3 separate regions of the Homo sapiens genome follow, and regions 1 and 2 are each linked to region 3. The links are chromatin contacts, found by Hi-C or POLR2A ChIA-PET in ENCODE. All regions are on one chromosome and are shown on one strand. The core of a region is the stretch at or near the end of the contact, and the rest is flanking DNA. Distances in the headings are between cores, read along the strand shown. Region 1 overlaps PLEKHM3 (pleckstrin homology domain containing M3). Region 2 overlaps PLEKHM3 (pleckstrin homology domain containing M3). Region 3 overlaps PLEKHM3 (pleckstrin homology domain containing M3).

Region 1 (4,314 bases), core at 828-3,327, 100 kb after region 3:
GGCCCCTTCCTTGGAGTAGCAAGGGGTGCTTAAGAAAGTGAGTCAGAAGTTGTCACTAATTAGCTGGGTGATCTTAGGTAGAGCTCATCACCTCTCTGGGCTCAGTTTTCTCATATATTAAGTAACGAAGGTGAGTTAAAAAGTCTGCTTAGAACTTTTCCTCATTTACTGCTCAATGAGTCAGTAATGTCAGAACTCGGGCTAAAAGGAATAGTAGAGACCTAAATCAGATTTATTTCAAACATGTAACTAACTCAACAGAGAAGCACAATTCTGCTGACCATCTATGAGAATTTTCTGGAATTGTCTCAATTTAAAATACTGTAGTTTATTTTCCTCATAAATAAAACACATGTACCTATATCAGATCATATAACCTGTTTTGAGCTCAGAATATTTGGACCACATTCTTGTACTTACTCTTTGCAAATGCTTCATTAAGTTCCATGGAGTTGTGGTTTAACTAAACCACAACCCTTGAGGCACTTAGTGCAGAAAAGCTGTCTGAAGTAGACCCCATCCCATATATTTTTCTGGATAAGAAATGTGCCTTCTCGGTTTCATCTTTGCCATTCTAGCCACTGAGAAAAATGAAATTGAAATTTTTTAAATCTTTTATTCCCTAAGACCTAGTTTCCAGCAGAGAGCAAAATGTAATTTGATAGGAGTGATGGTGGCCACTCATAAATCTACCCAATTGCATTAAACCAGATTAAACTATCACATAGTTTCCCAGCTCTAAGCAGAAATTATCACCTTTGGGAGAGGATCAGATAAGAGCTAATTGGTGGCATCACAATCCACCCTCAGTAAAGTGCTTGATTAGCCAAAATTTAAGTCTTGTTAGAGTAGTCCCATAATGGATTGGGGAGGGTGAGGAGCAGCTAATTAGAAAAGAGACACTTCTATGTTTATGTACAAACATCCCAGCATTGAGCCATGATAAGGAGCTCAAAGGTTAATTATGGGAAAATGGAGTTTTGAACAACTTTTTGAAATAGGAATATCCCATATACTTTGGTGATATTTATTTATTTTGAGATGGGGTCTCGCCCTGTCACCCAGGCTAGAGCACAGTGGCCCAATCATAGCTCGTAGTTCACTGCAGCCTCAAATTCCTGGGCTCAAGGGATCCTCCCACCTCAGCCTCCTAAGTAGCTTGGACTACAGGTGCATACCACTGCAATCGGCTAATTTTTTAATTTTTTACAGAGATAGGGATCTCACTTCATTGCCAGGCTGGTCTGGAACTCCTAGGCTCAAGTGATCCTCCCACCTTGGCCTCCGAAAGTGCTGGGATTACAGGCATCAGCCCCCACATCCAGCTTACTTTTCATTTTCTATTTTTAAGGATTGATGAGTAAGAGAAGTAAAATTTAAAATTGAGGATTCAGAATAGTCTCGTGAGGTGTGTTAGGATTTTCAAGCTTGAGCAGAATCCACAGGCTGTTTTTTCCTAACTTCCCATGAACTCACCTGGCCAAGGCCACTAGACTTCACTCTACCCACCTATTAAATGAACTGAGAAATGACCCTAGAAACAAAATGCAACCTTTCATGGTTGTCTGGCCAGGCAAATGCAACTGAACTATATGGGAAATTATTTCACAATGTGTGACAATGTTGATTCTTCCATTTCGTCAAGCCAGCCTGTTCCTAGTGAGTGGCAGGTGACCGTTCACTGTGAATTGGGTCTTTTGGTTAGACTTTCAGAGACGGAGTTGTTTGTCAAGTGCAGCAGCCCTCTTCACCAAAGCATTCCCGACAGTCGCTCCAAATCTAGATGTTACACAATGGCTAAGGAAGCTTGTTTTGAAATGGAAGGTAAATTGACAAATCAGAGGGAAGGAATTAGCCAATGCATAAGGAAATTTGATGAGAAAGAGCTTTTTCCTCTCTTTTTTCTTGCCCAGGTTACTAGTTCTCTGTCTTCTCCGCCCCCCATAAATTTTGAATTTTGTGGTGGTGCTGAGGGAGTGAAGGTAACCAACATAAAAGAATCATTTGTGCCCTTTTCCCAATCCCACAGATCTCTATTGGCTGCAGACCTTGAACATGACACTGCAATTTCCTGGTGCCACACATGAGTAATAAGCAGCTGTTTCTGAAACTGTGGTTTGGGGAAGGCAGCACTAGGTTATTTTTTAACTTAATTGTAATTTTTGATTGGTCTGCAAGAAAGTAAATCAAATAAAGTCTGTTGTCTTAGTCTGCAAGAAAGCCATAGGCCTCAAATTCCAATGCTGACCATCTTGACCAGAATAGAAGAGGGAGGCAAAATGTGTGTATCCCTGAGCTGGAAGTTCAACCAGGCAGATTTCATGGGCTTCTTTCACACAAGAAGGGTAAGCATATTTGACATATTTGTCAGGGACTGGATGGTGGAAAGTGATATTTGGCAGTTCCTTGAGTTCTAGAAGTACCTAAAATGATGGTGAAAAGAATTTATAGACAGACTGCAAAGGTGGAAAAATAGCAAAATCTGGAAGCCGATACAAGCTTGATGCTACATTTTGTCTTTGTGTTACAGGGCAATAAAGTGACCTAATTTTGTTACAAATGAAAATGTGTATTCTTTGAATACCCAGTTAGTATAACACCTCTGAAATAGTCATATATACACACTCCCCAAGTAAATAAATCAGACTAGTACCTTCCTTAGTACAAGACATTAAGTTTAATGGAAAACAGAAACAAACTTTCACCCTATTTTGGACATCTGCCTTTTCTCAAGGAGATAGGGCAATTTGGTATATGGAGAAAGGGAAAGGAGGTTGAGTGCAGGGAAGCAAGGAAATGGGGGAAGAGCTACACGTTTCCTTCTAATTACACTGTCATGATTTTGTTCACGTAGACATGCCCTTTGAGGGAATAAATAGAGATAACTAAACCTCATCTCAGGTCTGTTTCACTATCACTAGTCATATTACCAAATGACCGCCTGGTTTAACTAAAAACTACCAGCCTTCTAATGCTAAAGATGAAGTGTCCTTTTGACTTTTTGAGGGGTTGTTATAAAGTTATATTAGCCTATGACTAATTTAAGTACAAGTAGGAAAGGAGTAAGACACAATTTCCAGGTGTTGCTAAGATGTTATCTTACGTAAGTGATTCAGATTAAGTTTGAGGCATGTTAAATGTCTTCCCCCTAGCATTTTGGCCTTGGCAAAATTACGTATGCTTGTACAAGCCCTGTTTTCTTATTTACAGCAATACCAGAAGAAATGGATGTGACTGCTTTACATTAATTTCTACTGATCCCATCCAAACAGATAATATCAGAAGAAATGGATGTGACTGCTTTACATTAATTTCTACTGATCCCATCCAAACAGATGAACAACTTGATGTCTTCCTTTAAAAAAAAAATGACATGTGGCCTTCATAGCTTTTTTCCTTCCCCTTGATGTAAATCTCAAGTGTTTAAAAGGAGGAATGAGTCTAAATCATAGAAAATCTCTATTTAGATTGGGATAAGCTAATTAGCTATTATTTATTGATCCCTTGCTGTAAGTCAGAAACTATATTCGATGCTTTCAATGTATTAAATCTGATCCTTCTCTCAACCCTGCAAAGTGGATACTGTCCTAATTTTTCAGTTAAGGAAACTGAGACTCAAAGAGGTTAAGTAGCTTGCCAAAGTCTCACAGCTGGAAAGTAGATGAGCTAGAATTTGTCCTCAGATCAGCCTTGCTTTTTCCACTCTACCCCACTACTTCCCAATACCCAGAGACAACTGAGTTATGATGGGGTATGGAAAGCTCCCGAAGGCCAGCCCCTCTGGGAGACTCCCTAATGAGTCCACCACTATCCATTGGAAAATACCCCAGTTTCTGAGAAGCAAAAACTCTACCATGTTTAGATTTAAAAAAAAAAAATAATAATAAGCTTTGACCAGTTAAGGAAGTCATTTTGAAGTTTATTTTGTCCTAGTTGGTCCTGGCTTGATCTCAGTGATAGTAGATTCCCCTGCATCAACTCTAGCCAGAGCACACTGTTTCTAGGACTTTTCCCCACGCTGAGCCCTGTTGAGGACTGTGGTCACTCTAGCAAGTCACAGCAGTTTAGGGTTGACATAGCAGAGTTCAAATGTCTGACTTTTCTCACTGTTGTGTACTTGTTGGCCAGGATGCCTCATTTGACTTTGTCTCACCCATAGTCATTTTCAGATCCAATGGCCCAGTGGCATTCTGGCAGCTCTTTTCTATTCTTCATTCTTGGTTGGAACCTGAAGGTAGTATGCTCCTCTGGCTTTGGTCTAATATTTGAGGCCACTCTGCCTTCCTAGTATTTGTATAATATGGCCCCTTAAGC
Region 2 (4,355 bases), core at 1,583-4,082, 79 kb after region 3:
CCCGCCTCAGCCTTCCAAAGTGCTGGGATTACAGGCGTGAGCCAGCACGCCTGGTCCATTTCACGTTTTAAAGGAGGGAATTCTGGCTCTAGAATAGAGCTATGTTGATTGGTATTCCTGCAGAGACCAGGCAAATGGCATCTGTCCCTGAAGCAGGCCCAAGGGGAGACAGGTTGTGCAGATGAACCAGAGAGAGCTTCCATATCTGAAAGGGGCAGCTGTTACTCAGTAGCCCCAGAGTTGTCTGCTCTTCCCGTTTTCCAAGAGAAGCCGGAAATCTGTATTTTTATGTGAAATTTCTCAATATTTAAACACTCTGCAGGCCAAACAAAACACAGCCACCAGTTTTGACCTCTGCTTTATAATAGAGAATGCCTGCTTTTGTTCCGTCAAACTAATGAATGCTGAATTACGAGAAGGAATTTGGAGGTTAGTGTTAGATTGTGCTCCTCAAAAGGCGGCAGACCCCATCCCAAACCCTTGAGATACTAATTGGCAGACTTGCACAGGCTGACAGCTGGACTCTGAAAGTGGACACACACAAGGAAACAGCCAAGCTATTCCAGGTCACTTTGCAAGGTCAGGGCAGCAATGCAAACATTAGGAAGGCTGAAGACAAAGGTCAGGTGGCAGCAAGGAAGCCCTACATTCCCTTAAGCTGTTGGTTGATAAATCATATTCTAAAGGTATCACCAGACTCCCTCACCCTGACATTGCTTTGTGAGGTAGAAAATTAAATAGAAATCAAAATTAAGATGGCTGTCAGGAGCTTTTAGGAGGCCAGCACGCCAGTGTGAGGTGAACATGGGATGGAGTTTCTGCCTGGAGCAAAGGTCTCCTAAGGGATGATGATATCCAACATTGGGCATTGCAGAGGTGCTGGCCGCTGCAGCGGTCACACACTGCAGCTTTGGAGGCTGCCTGTCTATGTTCAAATGCCGACTCACCCCAGAAATATTAGGTGACCTTGGGCAAGTCACTTCTCTTTGTGCCTTAAGCACTTCATCTCTGAAGTGAGAATAATAGTACCTGCCCCCGAAGGTTGTTGTGAGGCCTTAGAGTTAGTATGCATAAAGCACTTAGAACTTTGCCTGACACTTAAGGGCTTAGGAGATAGGCACTTTACTAGGGGTAGAGTATTGCTATTAGTGTTGCTGTGAGGTGTGGACCTTGTATAAACGGCTCCTGGGAGTTTTCTTCAGCGTCATCAAGACACTGCATCTGTGGACACTAAACCACAACCATTGCCACAAAAGCAATGCTTGCTATGTCTCAGTTTTCCCCCTCATGTTCCGTAGGGGAATCTAGGCCATAGAAACCTGCTATAGCTGCAGCTATATAGTCACCATATGGAGCAGCACCTTGGTAGGGAATGCAGAATAGCTTCATTTCCTTTTGCCTCCAGGATGATCCTAGACCAGACCTCCCCAGTGGCTCCATAGGGGAATTGCACCTGGAGAGCCCCCACCCTCTTGAGCCAAGGAACTCTCCCTAGGCCTGCGCTTGAGTGAGTGGTACTACCTACCCTCTGAATCTTGCCACTTGTTTCTTGCAAGAATGCATGACCTTTTGGTGGGCTATGCACAGACGTCTTTTCAATTTTAACAAAAAGCAGTCTTTCTGTAAATTTTGTAGAATCCTGGAGTACACATTTTTGTGCTTAAAGAAAACCATGGAGTCCACACTCTTTCTACAGCTGCGGAGAGAAGCTTACCAGACTGAAATGTTGGCAGAAACAAAGAGACGCCATGTTCCTTCCCACCTGCAATTATAGTTTTACTAGCTTGTAAAGCACACATAGAATTTGCAGTACATTCTTCCCTTGCAGTAGGGGAGAGGCCCTGCTGTGAATGTAATTGGCTTTCTAGCTTCCTTTAACATTGAGGTGGAAGGGAACTGGACCGAAGGGCCTTTACTCTTAGAATTAACTGATGTTGAATTGTGTTTAAATTCCATGCATCTCCCTGAATGCATTTGTTCCATTAAGTCTTAGTCAGAAGTGGAGGCACAGCTTACCTCTGAAAATATTCCAATCCCTATCATTTCTCATCACTTTGTAAAAGCTGAGTTTCTTTCTTTTTAAAAAATGGATTTTTAACTTAACCCGGGTAGGGATTATTTTCCATCCTGTTAACCTCTGTTAAAGATGTATGGCATCTTTAGATGACAATTTCATACAGTACAGCCCATTTAGGTCACTTTTTATTCTGGCTATGGCCTTGCAACTATATCAGTTCCCAGGAAGAGGACCACAGGCATGTATTTGGATGGAAACTGTATTACTTTACTTCTCGAATCCCAGTTTCTTCATTCGTGAAGTGAGAGGATTGGATTAAACAATCTTTACAGCCCCTTCCAGCTCTAGGGCCCTCATTCTGTGATTTTATAGAGCTCGAGAAGTGATGAAATTGTGGAAGTCTTTCTGCGTGTATCTGCTTTCTGGGGGCTCCCAGCCAGTTTGCACGAAGTATCCAGGCTTCTGGGTGCAGCAAGGAACCTGGAATGAGAGCCAGGTCGCTGAGTGTAGGCTCAGCACCTTCAGTTCTAACTGACAAATGGCTGGATTTCCATTTGCCAAAGGTCAACTATTTCAACTTTTTGTCAGGAAATAACAGCTTTAAGCATTTTGACAAATATGATCTGAAGGACAGCTTATTAAAACAAGTTAAATATACTGATTTTATATTTTCCTTAAAGACAAATTGTTGTCTTAATACCTTACAATTCAGTGGCAGTTAAAATAATGCCCAGTAAACAAAAGTTGGCCAGTAAGAACATGCAGAAGGTAATATGCCACCTAGCGGGTTTCCTCCTAAAACGGGCAGCACCAGTCAGGTTATCTGGTGAACTGTGAGTTGGCATTTGTGTTTGGGCTAACAACAGAGAGCCCATTGCAGCTGAGGTTTCCAAGAGGTGGAACTATTTAAGAACTTGGGCTATAAGGGACATTAAGGGAATGGGGCACCATAAGGGAAGCTTTAGAGCTGAACAACAAAGGAAATCAGGGGAAGGAGACTGTGAAAGGATTCTTGGCTAGAGCACAGGTCAAGGGCACAGAGAGAAAGTAGGCTAGGCAATCACGGGTAATAAAACTACGGATTTGAGTTTGGGTAATAAAACTACGGATTTGAGTTTCACCTTTTTCTCTTTTCTCTGCCTCCTGCCTGCTGGGGACAGGGACTGATCATCTGGCAGACAGGCAGATATGCTGACAGGGCCAGGATCCTCAGCCTGTTTGCTCCATCCCTGACTTGGTATGGTGCAGTCTCACTGAAGGCAAGGGGCCTGCCTGGTTCACTCTCATTTTACAGCACTTAGCCAAGAGGAGAGAGGGAGGGATGGCCAGAAAACTCACGACCCAGGATGACAGCAACAGTTTATCCTTTAGCAAGTCACAAAATACCTCTGCTGCTTAAAATCTTTCTTTGTAAAATGAGAAGGTTGTACTAAATAATTAGATTAATAATAGCTCCCTTTTAGTATATGCTCAAAAAATGTTACTCACTTTTATTATTGAGTGCTTACTTTAGGCCAGACCCTGTCCTAAATCTACGTGGATTATCTCATTTAATCCACACAATAGCCCTATATAATGACCTATAATAATAGGTACTATTATTATCCACATTTCACCAATGAGATTTACTGGCACAAAGTCGTCCAGCTAAAGTGGAGGAGCTGGGATTCAAACCCAAGCTGTCCTGTTCTAGTACACATCCTGTTTTGTTATGTTTTTTCAATTTTGTGTGAAATGTTTCAAACGTATTAAAAGAAAGAAGAATGAATACTGCCAGCTGCATGATTGCTTCTGCAGTGGAAGGACTCCCTTCTTTAGAGAAATGGGCACACACTCTGAACCACTAAATTGGACTGTTTTCTCCCAGCACTCACATTCTCTATTTCTAGAGGCAAATTGCTATCAAATCCACCTGGCAGCAAAACAAACCCCACCCCCCCACCCCAACCACCACCATTTCTGAAACTCTACCATGTCTTTCCACTGGTTGGAAGGCAGGAATAATAGGGCAAAGGTGGGGAAAGAAAAGGGCAAATGCACCCATCATTAGCCCTGGAGTGCCAGCACCATGCATGGCAAAAAAACCCAGTGCTTGGAAAGACTCTGTAGATATTGGGACTATATTGGTCAGGCCCAGCTTCCTGCCCAGTTTCCCCCAGATAGGCTGTAACCCCTAAAATTATTTACAGGTCAGTTTCAACTGGTGCCACGGTGGTCAAAATATTTTATTCTGTCTACACCAATGACCTGTAGTCATCAAAAACAGCAAGATGCTAGAACAAAGGAACTGGATAATCCACAGAATATATTGCAGTCCAAAAGGGAATGCAGCCTAATT
Region 3 (4,245 bases), core at 384-2,883:
TCATGGGGAAGCCCAGGCCTTCTGGAACTGCTATGTAAGGATGAGATGCAAAGTGGAGTTTGAGGTCAACAATCTTATTTTGTAAAAGCTTGTTACTTCATCTTTCCTCTACTCCCCATTCTTTCCACCTTTCCTGAAACAGTAAAATTACCAAAAAAAAAAAAAAAAATTGTGCCAGGTGCAGTGGCTCACACCTGAAATCCCAGCACTTCGGGAGGCCAAGGCAGGTGGATTACTTGAGGTCAGGAGTTCAAGACCAGCCTGGCCAACATAGTGAAACCCCATCTCTACTAAAAGTGCAAAAATTCGTCAGGCTTGGTGGTGGGTGCTTGTAATCCCAGCTACTCAGGAGGCTGAGGCAGGAGAATCACTTGAACCCAGGAGGCAGAGGTTGCAGTGAGCCAAGATTGAGACTGCACCACTGTACTCCAGCCTGGGCGACAGAGCGACACTCCATCTCAAAAAAAAAAAAAAAAAAAAAAAAAAGCTTTTAAAACCTCACTGAACCCGATCTAGATATCTGTTATAAACTAAATAAAATTATTTTCCTTCCATTAAACCCCACAGTTTGTGACATTAAATTTACCATGAGAATGGCTTTAAATGGAAATCTGATTTGGAAGGTTTTAATTCAAGTCTATTAGGTTTAACATGTTGTTTAAAAATCATCAAGAAGCTCACCACCAGCCAAAACCACATTTAAAATTTTGTCCTTGCTCCTGCATTGAAAAAAGCCAAATAAAGGTGGCCATTGAAAACCCACGTTTTGAACTTAGGTTAGTTATGATGCTAGTCTTTTCTATGGAAAATAAATTACCCAGAGTGAGGACTGAGTGAATCATCCTTGCTTTGACTCAAGGGCCTCAGTGATTGTGGACCAGAAACTTGCAGAGTGGGATCAGAGAGACCAGAAACACTGAGCCAGTTAAGAAGCTCTACTAGACTGGGCGCGGTGGCTCACACCTGTAATCCCAGCACTTTGGGAGGCCGAGGCGGGCGGATCACAAGGTCAGGAGTTCGAGACCAGCCTGGCCAATATGGTGAAACCCCGTCTCTACTAAAAATACAAAATTAGCCGGGTGTGGTGGTGGGCGCCTGTAATCCCAGCTACTCGGGAGGCTGAGCAGGAGAATCGCTTGAACCTGGGAGGCGGAGGTTTCAGTGAGCTGAGATTGCACCACTGCACTCCAGCCTGGTTGACAGAGTGAGACTCCATCTCAAAAAAAAAAAAAAGAAGCTCTACTAGTTTATATATATGTATCTGTAGGTATGAAAGACCTGTGTTAAGTCACCCAGATACTTTTGGAAAATGGTTTTGAAATGATGAGATACTAGTTTTAGCAGTTTTTTAAAAAAATAGAAATTACTGACATTTCAGTGTCTTATACTAGTACATATATTTTTAAGTTCAGACATTCAATAATAATTTACTAAGTGCTTACTCTGGACATCCTGGAATTATGGTACACTTCCGTGGCTTTAGATTACAGACGTGGTCAGCAAATCTGTTGTGTTATTGGAGTAAGGAAGAACAGCTCAGCTTAGTTCTCAAGATGTGGAGATTGGAGTAGCTGAATCAAGAAACTTTCTAGTAAAAGAGGGAAGAAAAGCCTCAGGTATTTCACAAGAGGTATTGCCTAATTCACCTCCCTCTCAGAAGTGTGCCTTCTGATGGAGTGTGCACTGCCCATGCTCTGCACTGCATTCGTAGCATTCCTGACACTCAAGAGGAAGGAGAAATGTAGGTAAGAAGGTGCCATTCAGCAAGCTCATTCGCATCCGGCAGCTGGAGAAATGAAATCAGGAAAAAAAGAAAAGTGAGCAAAAGAAGGAGAAGGAAGCTGAGTAGAAAAGAACAGGAAACGTATTATTATAATATAATGGGCAGGAATAGAAATTTCTGGCAGCTGCCTTAGTTAGGTTCCATATGATAGGATGCTTCCCTTTGCTGTCTAAATTTTGTGCTCACGAAATTTGGCTTGTGGAGGATAGGTTGGGTAAGGGTAGTAGTACGGAATCAGGGGAGGAAGGCAGTCTAAAATTTATTTGCACTGCTTGACTTTTAACTTTGTGCTTTGGTTCGGAGTTTTAACGAACGGGGCAGAGAGAGACAGGTTTCTAATTTGGGACAGGGAGAAGTCAGTCTTATTTTGTATAGTGTGGCACATTCCAAAAAAAAAGAAAAGAAAGAAAAGCTGTTCCATTTATATGCCCTTTCTTCCCTCAGAAAGTGCTGCATTCAGTTGCTTTGTGATACTTGTGGTTTACCAGGTTGTTTTTCATACCAGCACTTGAACTCTGGTTTTCTTTCTTTTTTTTCTTTTTTTTTGAGATGGAGTTTCGCTCTCGTTGCCCAGGTTGGAGTGCAATGGCATGATCTCGGCTCACTGCAACCTCCGCCTCCTGGGTTCAAGTGATTCTCCTGCCTCAGCCTCCTGAGTAGCTGGGATTACAGGCATGCGCCACCACGCCTGGCTAATTTTGTACTTTTAGTAGAGATGAGGGTTTCTCCATGTTGGTCAGGCTGGTCTCAAACTCCCGACCTCAGGTGATCCGCTTGCCTCAGCCTCCCAAAGTGCTGGGATTACAGGCGTAAGCCACCGCCTGTGCCAGGCTGAACTCTGGTTTTCTAGGTAAGAATACTTTATTTCCTGATCTCCTGTAGGGGGCAGAGTCTCAAAAGAAAAAGGCCAAAACCTGTTAAGCAAACTTCTGAATGTTTTTTAAATTACCTGGGAGACTGTTCATTATATCAGAGATTATTATAGCAGATGGAACGTTAAAAATTGATCTGTGTTTCTCACAAACACAGTTAATCTAAACCAGCTGCTTCTTCCTTTTGTACCTATGTCTTCTAACTTTGCATCCTCATAAAAACACACCTTCAGTGAAAAAGCTGGTGGCATAGCATGTTGATCTTCCAAAATGCCAAAAACTTCAGCACATTGTTTTTGATGAGTTTTGGCTTTACGTATTATTTTAAGGAGAGGCTAATTCACTGTATTTCATGGTTTTAGTGTGCCCCTTTATAAGTTTTTATGTCTACTTAGTTCTTCCCCCTTTAAATAGTTTGGATGAATAAACTTTAGAAGTGGAAGATTGTATGGAGTAGCTCTTTGTTATGATGTCATTTACTTGCTATTCAGGGGAGCCACAAATGTTGGCTTTTAAATCTACAAAATAGTGCAATTGGCCTTATTTCATTAAATTATTTCTGTAAGTGAAGAATTTTCTATATCCTTCTTTAAAATTTAAACAGCCCTGCAGAAAAAAATGGACCATGGTTATGCAAAAATGCCTGAGGTTATGGTTTTAAAAATATATGCTGATACATAACGGTATATTTCTTAAATGTGTACTTGATTTTTGATAGTTGTATCTGATTATGTGTGACTGTTCCGTGGCTTCTTCTGCAGCTCCAGGGTTGCACTGAGCTTAGGAAGCCCCAGCCATAGTGGTCTTCTTTTTTTTTTTTTTTTTTTGAGACGGAGTCTCGCCCTGTTGCCCAGGCTGGAGTGCAGTGTTATGATCTCGGCTCACTGCAACCTCCGCCTCCTGGGTTCAAGTGATTCTCTTGCCTCATCCTTCCTTGTAGCTGGGATTACAGGCGTGTGCCACCAGGCCCGGCTAATTTTTGTATTTTTAGTAGAGACGGGGTTTTGCCATGTTGGTCAAGCTGGTCTCGAACTCCTGACCTCATGATCCACCGCCCCCCCGCCCCCCGGCCTCCCAAAGTGCTGGGATGACAGGCGTAAGCCACTGTGCCCAGCCTTATAGTGGTCTTCTTGCTGTTCCTGGAACCTACTATTATCATGCCTACCTCTAGGACCCTTACACTTGCTAGTTCTACTTCTTGAAATTTGAAAACTTAGTTGTTTCATTCATTCTGTCATTTATTGTGTGCCCAGAAACTTGGATGCACCTAGATGGGTCAGTGCTGGAGGAAAGCAGACATGGTCCTTGCCTTCATGAAATTTGCAGTCCACTAGGGAAGACATGAATCAAATAATCACATCAGTGAATGTCAAAAGGCAGCTGTGACAATTGCTACAGATGTGACGCCCATGCATTGGGTTAGAGAACTCTCAGAGATGGTGCCAGGTAGAACTATGTGAAATTGCAGATTTTTCAGTCATTTTTGACCTATAAAAGTAAAGACAGTTCAGATTACATTTTATGTTTGACCCTGAAGTCACAGAAGGTTCTTGAGCAGAGAAGCACATGATGGGAATGGTATGTAGGAAC

Evidence for each region. A loop is a pair of places that touch in the nucleus more often than their neighbours do. ChIA-PET counts read pairs that join two places held with the same protein, here RNA polymerase II (POLR2A). Pooled maps may share reads with other maps.
Region 1: a map of HepG2 shows a loop between it and region 3 (4-fold over the local background). The contact joins two enhancer-like sites. A Hi-C loop is called at or near these places in 3 of 168 maps with a recorded cell type or tissue (HepG2, endothelial cell of hepatic sinusoid and lower leg skin), 3 of 37 single-sample maps with no recorded cell type and 2 of 50 pooled maps. POLR2A ChIA-PET finds 5 or more read pairs at or near these places in 1 of 52 experiments (activated CD8-positive, alpha-beta memory T cell).
Region 2: a loop to region 3 is called in a map of HepG2, with 3 times the contacts of the local background. The contact joins two enhancer-like sites. A Hi-C loop is called at or near these places in 4 of 168 maps with a recorded cell type or tissue (Caco-2, HepG2, endothelial cell of hepatic sinusoid and 1 more), 3 of 37 single-sample maps with no recorded cell type and 2 of 50 pooled maps. POLR2A ChIA-PET finds 5 or more read pairs at or near these places in 3 of 52 experiments (H1, HCT116 and activated CD8-positive, alpha-beta memory T cell).

Annotation. Positions count from the first base shown.
Region 1 is chr2:207,867,839-207,872,152 of GRCh38, reverse strand. All of the region lies in intron 6 of PLEKHM3 (pleckstrin homology domain containing M3), which reads left to right. Among named protein-coding and RNA genes, the nearest start is that of FZD5, 100 kb to the right of the region's middle. Within about 2 kb of position 2,077, at least 4 of the 41 ENCODE cell types and tissues checked have a DNase peak (open chromatin) inside an H3K27ac peak, as active enhancers do.
Region 2 is chr2:207,894,173-207,898,527 of GRCh38, reverse strand. All of the region lies in intron 6 of PLEKHM3 (pleckstrin homology domain containing M3), which reads left to right. Among named protein-coding and RNA genes, the nearest start is that of FZD5, 130 kb to the right of the region's middle. Within about 2 kb of position 2,832, at least 4 of the 41 ENCODE cell types and tissues checked have a DNase peak (open chromatin) inside an H3K27ac peak, as active enhancers do.
Region 3 is chr2:207,971,824-207,976,068 of GRCh38, reverse strand. The region is part of intron 3 of PLEKHM3 (pleckstrin homology domain containing M3); the gene reads left to right. Among named protein-coding and RNA genes, the nearest start is that of PLEKHM3, 52 kb to the left of the region's middle. Within about 2 kb of position 1,633, at least 2 of the 41 ENCODE cell types and tissues checked have a DNase peak (open chromatin) inside an H3K27ac peak, as active enhancers do.